Linked DNA regions of Mus musculus: region 1 is linked to region 2. The links are chromatin loops, found by intact Hi-C in ENCODE. Cell type or tissue: left cerebral cortex. All regions are shown on one strand. Links, peaks and the distances in the headings refer to the core of each region. The heading gives the core; the rest is flanking DNA.

The links. A loop is a pair of places that touch in the nucleus more often than their neighbours do. Peaks named below come from ENCODE experiments on the same cell type or tissue, not always from the same donor. Only the 100,000 strongest peaks of a DNase experiment are listed, where the experiment ranks them.
Region 1: it touches region 2 in a loop (2.4-fold over the local background); 6 of 42 quality-filtered maps call a loop at or near these places.

Annotation. Positions count from the first base shown.
Region 1 is chr6:124,490,439-124,495,793 of GRCm38, reverse strand. C1rl (complement component 1, r subcomponent-like) reads right to left here and starts at 2,681. Exons shown (of 6, transcript NM_181344.5): 1 at 2,564-2,681; 2 at 1,751-1,979. The coding sequence starts at 2,643. Gm44096 (a long non-coding RNA gene) reads left to right here and starts at 1,392. Exons shown (of 3, transcript XR_003956364.1): 1 at 1,392-1,561; 2 at 1,659-2,003; 3 at 3,264-3,641. In left cerebral cortex, for the core only: a CTCF peak has its summit at 2,768 (motif pointing left); a DNase peak (open chromatin) is centred at 2,749.
Region 2 is chr6:124,638,656-124,644,028 of GRCm38, reverse strand. No RefSeq gene overlaps it. Among named protein-coding and RNA genes, the nearest start is that of C1s2, 5.3 kb to the right of the region's middle. In left cerebral cortex, for the core only: CTCF peaks have their summits at 2,830 (motif pointing left) and 3,758 (motif pointing right); DNase peaks (open chromatin) are centred at 2,813 and 3,746.

The DNA.
Region 1 (5,355 bases), core at 1-5,000, 150 kb after region 2:
TCTTAATTTAAAGACCACACACAATGAGTAAAACGCCATCTGTGAAAGTTCAGAACACTGGAATAAGGAAAATATTTACAAAGCCCTAGGTAGGAAAACAGAAGAATGAAAATGCTAGTAGCATCAGACTTTTAAACAACACTAGAGATAGAAGACAATGTCATCAACATTCTGGAAGCAAATGATTTCAAAACTGGATTATTATACCCAGATAAACTGTCCACTGGCAATGAGTGACCAACTAATCCACCTAGGCTGCCTAGAATTTAACATATCCTTTCTAAGGAGTCATTACTGGAGAATGACTGGCAAGCCAACAAGCTAAAGAAAGTAAATGTAATTAACCTATATCATGTGCTCAGACATGAATGCTTCCAAGTCCTAACTGTCAATAATAAATATTGGTTTGTAAAAGAATTGCTAATGGGAGAATGAGTGAGGGGAACTGTGGGTTGTGAAGGTCTCACAGCTGGAGCCAGCACCAACCCTCTATGCTGGAAGTTTAAAGGAAAATTAGACAAATATTAAAAACTGCATAGTAGAATAAGCATATCATTTGTACATATGGAGGTAAATACCATTGCAGATAGCTACTCTGTAAATGATTGCCCTTGGGGTAGGTTGAGCTATTGTTTTTCATTACAATCTCTGGAGGACTCTTTGTTGATGTTGTTTGTTTGTTTTTTGCTTTGTTTTGTTTTGGTTTGGTTTTTTGGTTTTGCCCTGGCTGTCCTGGAACTCACTCTGTAGTTTCTGCCTTGAACTCAGAAATCTGCCTGCCTCTGCCTCCCAAGTGCTGGAATTAAAGGTGTGTGCCACCACTGCCTGGCTGGGGTTTTTTTTTTTTTTTTTAATTCCTCTTCCTTCCCCACCTTCCTCCATAAAAGGAATTGGATCTAGGGTCTTGGCACATATTTTACTAATGAGCTGTATTCCTAGCCCTTTAGAATTTTTTAAAAAAGTCTTTAAATAAGATTTATAACCTAAGCACTCAGAAGGTTGAGGCAGGAGAACTGTGAGTTCAAAGGTAGCCTGGGTAACTTACTTTTTGTTGAGACAATGTAGCTCAAGCTGGCTGTGAACTTGTTTTGTATAGTTCAGGCTGGCTCTTCCTGACTTAACCTTTTAAGTTTTGGGATAACATGTCTCACTGACCACATCTGGCTAAGATTCTGATTTTTAAAAATTATATGCATATCTTACTTTGATATAAATAAAATTTAACTCAAAAGATAACATACTATGATTTAAAAGAACTCTTATTTTGAATAATGCCCTTGCTGTGATTTTGTGGCCTCTCATCCCAGGTGAACTTGATCGGTCTTCACTTGTTCTTCTGAGGGTGAACATTTGTCATTAATTACATCCAGTTTCCTAACTCAGTAGAGAAAGCACTCAACAAGGTCTAGCTAGGGAGGGTGAGATCCCGGGCCTTTGACAAGATTGTAGAGCAACAATATTTATGTGTCTCTTTGTAAGCTCTCAAAACTCAGGCTCTGCCCCGCAGCCGCCTTCTCTCAGAGCTTGGTGGGTCCCTGCGGATGCCTTGGTGGAACCCTTGGTGAGTTGCCAGGGACGGGTGGGAGGCTGTATACTGAGTGATCAGGCTGTAGCTAGGCCCTAGATCCTCTGACTTGGACACCTTATCTCTTCTCTAGATGGGTGGTTCAGAGCAGAGCTATCACCCACTGCCCATGGGAGGCTCCCTCCCCAGAGCCCCTGCAGCTCTCCACCCCCTTGTCCAGCTCACTGTGACAGAGTCGCCTTCACAGTCTGGGGATGGCTCCAGATCAAAGTCCTGGAAGGTCAGCCTCACAGCAAACCCCTCTGGAGCCTCGATGTCAGTGTGGCTCTCCTGGCCTTTGAGATATGGCTCTGGGTATCCAGGGGATGTCAGTTGCTGTGGTGACTGCTGGGCCAAAAGCACAGAGGCCTGTGTGGGGCAAGTATGGAGGATTCCCCAAAGGAGCCACCAGCACCTGTGAGTGAGCAGGGAAGACAAGGTGAGGTTATACAGCTCTACCAGAGGCTGTGTGTGTATGTTCTGTTGTGGCCAGAGATGATAAAGGCTCCGGAGGCTTAGGGACTAGCAGTTGTGTCCGTGGCCCCAGAGTGTTGGGCACTTCTGGATACCACTTTCCTGAACCGAGTCTGTGTAGGTTCCTATCTGGATTCCTCTGTAGCCCGATCTCCAAGACTGCGGGGTTTCTATCCTATGAAGACATTATTATGGCTCCTTTTCCTTTGTGAGTCTAACCCAGATGGCTTCCTGCCTCAGCCTTTCCTAACCCCCTCCTGGAGTACAAGTTAGGGTCATTTAAATAATTCCTGGCTCAGAGCACTGAACAGGCAAATTCAGTTAGTTCCCTCTGGGTCATCTGTCTACCCTCCGCCCCTCCCTGCCCCCCCACCCGGCCGTGTGTGTGTGTGTGTGTGTGTGTGTGTGTGTGTGTGTGTGTGTGTGTGTGTGTGTGTATACTTATGTAACCCCATGTCCTGCCTTCCTCCCTTCCTTTCTCCCAGCCCCTTTCTTTCTCCAGGGCCCTCTATGGTGCAAACTCACATCTTGCTCATGCAGCTTGTGGTGGGAGAACTCCATAGGCTGTTCTCCAGCTCTGGGACCAGGCCTCTGAACCCTGACATCTGGAACTGGCTAGAGTGCTTGGCTCAGGCCAGGGAGTAGGAGGTGGGGCTAGAGGAGGCCCTTTAGGGAGAAGGCAGAAGTTACTGGAAATGAGTTGAGACTCTGGGTGCAGGTCTGCCACCTGCTGACAGACTCAGGAATAGCTCTCACCATAATTGAAAGGAAAGACCTTTAAAACACGTGAGAGAGCAGAGTATGTGCACATGTACACATATGTACACATGACCTTTGGCTCTTTGCTTTTTTTTAGGGGGATGGGAGCTGAGATAGTCTTGCAAAACCTGGACTGGGCCTCCAGCTTGCTATTAGTGGAGGCTCTGCCTCCTCTCTAGCATTAGAATTACACCACACCTAGATCTTGGTTGTATTTTTGAAACAGGGTCTCACTTTGTAGCCCAGGCTGTCCTAGAACTCACTCTGCAGACTAGACTGGGCTCCAAATCATGCCAATCCTGCCGCCTTAGCCTCCAGAGGGCTGGGATCACAAGGACTTGCATACCCAGTTCTTCTGGAATATTATTAACTATATGTTTGTATCGTGGCTTGTGTGACACTTCTTATGACTCTACTGCTGCCTTTAATGAACTAATCTCTCCTCCCCCCTCATTTACCCCAGCAGTCTGCCTCTTGGAGAACTTGAAGTGTGTGACTCAAGAACCCCCGAGTCTTTCTTTCCTCTCCTTCTTGGTCAAGAACCAGTGAGTTCGGGCTGGAGAGATGGCTCAGCGGTTAAGAGCACTGACTGCTCTTCCGGAGGTCCTGAGTTCAAATCCCAGCAACCAGATGGTGGCTCACAACCATCCTTAATGAAATCTGACGCCCTCTTCTGGTGTGTCTAAAGACAGCTACAGTGTACTTACATATAATAGTAAATACATTTTTGGGCCGGAGCGAGCAGAGGTCTTGAGTTCAATTCCCATCGACCTCATGATGGCTCACAACCATCTGTGCACTCATATACATAAAATAAATAATAAATCTTTTTTTAAAAAAAGAAGGGGTGAGTTCATGCATTTTGTCATTTTGAGTCCCTACCACAACATCTGGAGGCTCCTCATATAGCAGGCTGTGGTCCATCCCCAGGAATCTCTGAATCCCTCGGGACTCACCTCAGCTGTCAACCCAAGCTGTAAGGTTAATCATATCAGGAGTCACAGCGTGAGTGAGAGGATTTTTCCCTGCACCCCCTGCCAAGGGAAGACACACACCCGTGGCTTGGTGAGCGTGGGAGGGTTAAGGATGCAGAGGTGAGCATGGGGGTGGTTAGGGAGCACAGGCAGAGGTGAGTGTGGGAGGGTTAGGGAGCACTGCAGAGGTGAGCATGGGGAGGTTAAGGATGCAGAGGTGAGCATGGGGGTGGTTAGGGAGCACTGCAGAGGTGAGTGTGAGAGGGTTAGGGAGCACTGCAGAGGTGAGCATGGGGAGGTTAGGGAGCATAGGCAGAGGTGAGTGTGGGAGGGTTAGGGAACACATGACGAGGTGAGTGTGTTAGGGAACACGTGCAGACATGGCTTGTCTAGTTCTTAGGAGGCAGGTGTGCAGAAGGATTTGCATTCTAGACTCACACACCAATCTGAGAAGAGCGAGTTGCTTCTTCCGTCTTGCATGTGGTCGTGTGGTTTCATTACACACAAAGTATGGTTTGAATGAGGATGGTTCCCGATAGTGGAAGAGACTGTGGCCTTGTTGGAGGAGGTGTGTCACTGGGAGTGTGCTGTGGGGTTTCAAAAGCCCACATCAGGCCCAGTCAGGATTTCTCTCTGCCTGGCACTTGTGGTGCACTTGAGAGCTCAGGTACTTCTCCAGCCCCATGTCTGCATGCCAGCATGCTCCCCTCCGTGATGATAACGGACTAACCCTCTGAAACTGTAAGCCAGCCCCCAACTCAACACTCTCTTCTATCAGTTTCTTCGGCCATGGTGTCTCCTCACAGCAATGGAACAGCAACTAAGACAAATGCATTCAGTGTCTTTGGTTTCTGCAGACTTAAAAAGATTAGGAGAGCCAGGCAGTGGTGTGCACACCTTTAATTTCAGCAGGTGAATCTCTTTGAGTCCGAGGCCAGCCTGGTCTACAGAGTGAGTCTCAAAAAAAAAATCAAACCAAACCAAAACACAACACAACAAAACTTAACAAAACAACAAAATGAGAGCAGCCCTGGTCCACACCTTTGAGGGAAAAGTGGAGACTGAGGAGCATACACAGTTTCCCAATCACAATTTTGAGACACAATCTACCGCTGTGGCATGTTCTGACCCTACACACCCTGGGGAGGAGTGGGAGGAGTGGGAGGAGTGGGAGGAGTGGGAGGAGTGGGAGGAGTGGGAGGAGTGGGAGGAGTGGACCCCTCTGGCTGAGCTCCCAAGGACCACTGAAACCTGTTTCCTCCTCTACCTACTAGGGTCACCCAGAGTTCCTGGGAAGCCAGAGGTCACTCTTATCCACAGGGTGAGCAGTCATTTTAGTCCATGACCAACTTGTCAGAAAGGAAACAGCAATGATTCAGCTAAGGTGAGGAATCCTGCAGTAGCTGGCCTGGTCTTTATCCTTGACAGTCTGCAGGGGCCAATCTGTACTCTATTTCTGAGCTCTGGTCATTCGTTAACAGAGGAAGAAACCTGAATCTGAGTGTCCAGGCTAGACCCTCTGTCAAACTGTCCCTGGAGATCTTCTGGAGAAGAGAAAGAGAGGGCTTTAAAAGTAGACTCCTG
Region 2 (5,373 bases), core at 276-5,275:
TTCACTTTTAGAAGCAAACCAGATGGTTACTTCTCCAGAAGATAATAAATTGAAAAGCTAATCACATATACACAGGAAAATAAAACCCACTGTGTTATCATTAAACTTTCACACAATTTTTTTTTTTTTGCCTTTTTTCCCACTAGAAAGTAAGTTTCTTTTCGTTTAAAAAAATGTATTTTTTGAGGCGGGGTCTGACTGTGTCTGTAGTCCTGGTGGCTTGGTACTCTTCAGTGCCTTGTCCCTGCTCAGTGCTGGGTACTGGGATGCACCATTAATCTGGCTTGGAAAGAAAGTTCCTTCTGAGTTTGGGGCTGGGGAAGGAGGGGGCACACAGGGCAGGGAACAGATGAAGATCCTTGCCTGTGTTTGTATTCTCAGTATAGAGGAGACACTCAGTGTATGTCTGTGTACAGTGTAGGTGAAGTGGGCCTATAATCATAGCTACTGAGGCCAGGGCATGAGACTATAAATTCAAGGCCAGCCTGGCAGCTCAAGAAAACTCTGTCTACACAACAACAAAGTCCATGGGAGTGGGTGTGGAGAAGGCTCTAGGGACAGGATCAGGGGACAGGAGACAAGAGGGCAGGGGGGCGGGGGACAGCTGAACAGATGGCTCAGCAGGTAAGGAACACTCGTTATTTTGCAAAAGACATTTCCAGAATTCAGGTGGGGCAGCTCACAACCACCCATAACTCCAGATCCAGGGCATCTGACATCCTCTTCTGGCTTCCATCGGCACCTGCACGCTTATGGTATGTATACAGACACACATAGTTAACACAAAACTGCAAAGAAATTCCTTTTAAATTAATTCAAAATTTTTATTATTTATGTGTGTTGTGTGCGTGTGTGTGTGTGTCTGTCTGTCTATACAAGATGTGTGTGCATGTGCGGAGGGCAGAGGACACCCATTCGAGTCAGTTCTCTTCTTCTATCAAGTAGGTCCTGGGGATTTAACTTCGGTCATCAGGCTTGGTAGTGAACACCTTCACACGCTGAGCCATCTCACCAACCCTATAAAAACATCTTAAAAACCCCAAACTACTAAAAAGAGGGCTGGGGAGGTGCTCAGTGCTCCAGTGCTTGGCAGAGCAGCCTAGGTTCAGTCTGAAGTACCACAAATCAATAAGAACCTTGTTTGATAGATAAATGAATCATGAAGACATAGTAAAGGTTTCTGTTTTCCTTTCTCTGTGGTAGTAGGGATTGACCTCGGGACCTGGGGCATGCCAGGAAGGTACTCTACCCATCAGGCTGTGTTCCCCACCCTGGAGGCCACAATAAGCAGTCACTAGAGAAAGGGCACTCTGCTTGTGAGTCGTAAGACATTTGGAGAAACCACCACCTCGGATCTGACTCTGATGAGCATCTTAGTTTCAGAAATGTGTAGTAGGGCTGTTGTCAAGGAAGATGTATTTCTCAACTGGTGTAGGATAAACCCAGGGATGATGAGACGGGAAAGGGGTTAGCTTGGATCTGGAAAACAGGGTTTGGCCTGCTGTGGAAATGCTGAACATTTTAATTCCCCTTTCAAGCTTCAATTCTTTAGGGTAGGGAAAAAAAACCAAATACCCAAGATAAGCAACTAATCTTAAGGAAGGGTTGATTTTGGCTCATGGTCTCATAGATTCCAGTCCACAGTCACTTCTTCCTGTTGTTTTGGATCTGTGACAACACTGCACATAATGGCTACAGTGTGTGGTGGCAGAGGCTTCCTGTCCCACTTGGAGCAAAGAGCAGAAGAAGCAAAGTTGCCCCACGATCCAACTTTGTCTTATAAGACCTGGTATCTGAAGGCTCTCAACCTGTGGGTCGTAACCCTTCTTAGCAAACCTGTAGCTCCAAAATATGTACATTGCACCCCATAACAGTAGCAAAATTACAGTTATGAAGTAACAATGAAAATAATTTTATGCATTGGGGGGAAGTCACCACAACCTGAGGAAGTGTATTAAAGGGCTGTGGCCTTGGGAAAGTTGAGAACCACCGCTTTAGTGTCTCTCAGGAGCGCCACGGGCTGGTGAGCAAGCCTGGAACAGGTCTGACTGTTTTTCTTTCTAATAATGTTTCATTATAGAACCTACTTCCTACAGGCATCACATGAGCAGCAGAGCAGTCCAGCTTTTATTTGTGAGTGCAAGGCATAGCTGTGGTGTGCTGGGTTGGCAAATTCCGCCCTACACACAGGAGCACAGAAGAGAAAGGAGAAGGGCCTGACCTGGGATTCAAGTGATTCGTTCACGAGCTTGAGAGTGGGAAATTTCCAGCTTCCTGGATGCATTTCAGGGTTGAAGAGTAACTAGAGGTGAGTTTGCTGGTGTTGCAGGTAGCTTAAAGTCATGATAGTTAGTGACTGAAATTAAAAAGCAGAATAGTTTGGTGTGATACCTATAATCCCAGCACCCAAAAGAAGATGGAGGAGAATCAGAATTTCAAGGGTTTTCGAGCCTTTCCTGCATAGTGAGTTTGAAGTTAGCCTGAAATTAATGTGAACCTGTCTTAGAACGAAAACAAAAAGTACCTGTTTGGTGACTTTTTGTACCCAACAAGCATGTGGTCCAAGAGAAAGCTTTCTGCCCTACGAGGAAAATGCTTTATAACAGTGATTTCATGAAAGTCAATGGTAGGAGTCATAAAAGAGATGCGTATCTGAAATACCTGGAAAGAGTCGATGAATGACTGTCCAATAGGCCAGAGAGATGGCTCAGCTGTTAAGAGCAATGGTTCCCTTCCAGGGGAACAGGTTCAATTCCCCTGCACCCACAAGGAGGCTCACAACTGGCCATTTAACTCCCACGGAATCTGCTGCCGCCTTCTGGTATTTTCAGGCACTGCACGCGCATGGTATGTAGTAAGGTAAGGCATAAATAAATAAAACTCACACAGAAATAAAGGTTAAAAAAGTGAGTTTTCTTTTGTAGAAGATGCTCTACGAGGTGGAGCTGCCCACCAGCGATGGGGTTCTGAAGACTGGGCTCCAGGTTAAAATAGAAACTAAAAAGTTCCACCCAAGAGTGTCCCTGGAGGTGGGGATGGCATCAGAGCCTGCACGACCCCCCCCCCCCGCCCCCCAACAGAATTTCAAGACAGCAGGAAATAGAGATGGAGCTCTTTGGAAAAGTGGTTTTTTTCTTTTCCTTTTTAAAGCTCGTTTTGGTGGTTAATCACAGAGTTGTGGGAGGCAGAGGCATGGGGATCTCTGAGTTAGGGGCTAGCCTGGTTGAGAAGGGTGAGGTAAAGGGGAGGGGGGGATCCAGAACACTCAACAACAACAACAACAACAACAACACTACCACCACCACCACCACAAACCCTGGTGGTGGTAGTGGTGGGGAACAAGCCTTTAATTCCAGCAAGTGGGAGATAGACGCAGGCAGATCTTCTCCAAATTTGAGGCCAGCCTGGTCTACACAGAGAAATCCTGTTTTGAAAAAACAAACAAACAAACAAACAAGAAATAAACAAATAAAAACAGTAAAAAAAGTTTGTAAAACCTTATTTTAAGTATAAGTGGCAGTGAGGAAGAAAATAGACACACCAAGAAGAAAGGTGTGGGCTTCTCAAAGAAGAGACACCTTTGAGTGTCTGTCGCAGCTGTAGGTACTGGTTTTGGTGGATAAGGACCCCGAATGAGGACACAGCATTTCCTAGCACTGGATAGGGTTAGGGCTGATAAGTAAAACCTAGGTTACAAGAAATGCAAGATTCTTTTTAAGCATTTTTTTTAAAAAAGCCATGTTTTAATTTTCAACACTAGATGGCTGCCTTGTGGCAGGAACATGCTTCCAGCTGGGGACTGGGTTTGGGATGGGGGCAGGGCTGTGGGTGATGGAGAGGATTCTACTCTACTGCATTTGTGAGGGGAAAATGAAAGTGTGCAAGCCCCAGCACTTCCACAGTGACTGGACAGGGAAACTGACTTCCCTGATCTCCCAGCTCTCAGAGAGAGGACGCTTGCCTCTCAAGCATGTGGCAGTGGCGGTGGTGGTGGTGGGGTGGCTGAAAGGCCTACCTGTGGAGCTTAGAGGCATAGGAAGGTCGCTCAGTTGAAACAGCCATTGCTGTCCTTGTGATCTGTCATAAGAGTCTCTGTTTTTAACATTGTCATGTCTCCCAGGGTGGTCCCACCATGGGAGCTCTGTGACTACGACTTCACTGGTGGTCCCTTCTTCTTGTGTGAAGACCTCCTAGCAGTTTTTATCTGTGGCTTGTTCTTGGTCTTGGCCACCGCCTTGAACGCAGGCATGAGCATCTTGGGCTCTCCCAGGACTTGAGCACATTAACTCCACAGGCAGGCCCATGAGCCCCATCCTGTCCCACACTTGGAGCTGGCTGGAATGGGCCCTACTGCAGGCTTGGCAGCAGGTTTAGAGATACAGAGCCCTCCATGTTTCTTCCCAGGGATACCCTTCTTATTCAGTAGCCAAAGGACAGTGTGCTAATGGGAGAAGATCTCTCTCTCTCTCTCTCTCTCTCTCTCTCTCTCTCTCTCTCTCTCTCTCTCTCTCTCTCTCTCTCTCTTTCTCTGTGTGTGTTTGTGTTGAGACAGGGTTTCTCTGTTTATCCCTGGCTGTCCTGGTACTCACTCTGTAGATCAGACTAGCCTCAAATTCAAAGAGATCCACCTGTCTCTGCGTCCTAAGAGCTGGATCAAGGGCATGCACCACCATTGCCCAAGCCTTTTGCTTTTAATCTGTCTGTCTGTCTGTCTATCTGTCTGTCTGTCCGTCCGTCCGTCCGTCCGTCCGTCCGTCCGTCCGTCCGTCCGTCCGTCCATCCATCCATCCATCCATCCATCCATCCATCCATCCATCCATCCATCCATCTATCTATCTATCTATCTATCTATCTATCTATCTATCTATCTATCTATCTATCGCCACACTATTAAGTTCCAGCTGGTTTGGAACTTGCTATGTAGACCGGACTGGCCCCAGACTCCTAGAGATCTGCCTGCCTCTCAAGTGGTGGGAGTAAATATGTGGACCATTCCCTGCTTAAACTATTCTTTTTAAAGCTACTTAATTTACTTATTAGTGTTACATGTGTGTGTCAATGTGCAAGCTTATGTGTAGCATGTGTAAGAATGAGCCCTTGAAGGGCAGAGGAAGGCATTAGATCCCCTGAACAGGGAATTAATGGGAGGTTGTAAAACTCTTTGTGCTGGGATTTGAACTTGGGTCCTCAGGAAGAACAGTTATTGGTCTTAAGCACTGACCCAACTCTCCAGTCATGAGGTTATTCTTACTGCAAACAAAGGTTTGATATTGCTTTGGAGGTTCCCAGAGATATGCCGGGGAAGGAATGAGGCCATGTGTAAGGTCATATAGGCTTTGGCCTAAAAAGCATATTCTGTAGCCTGGCATGGTG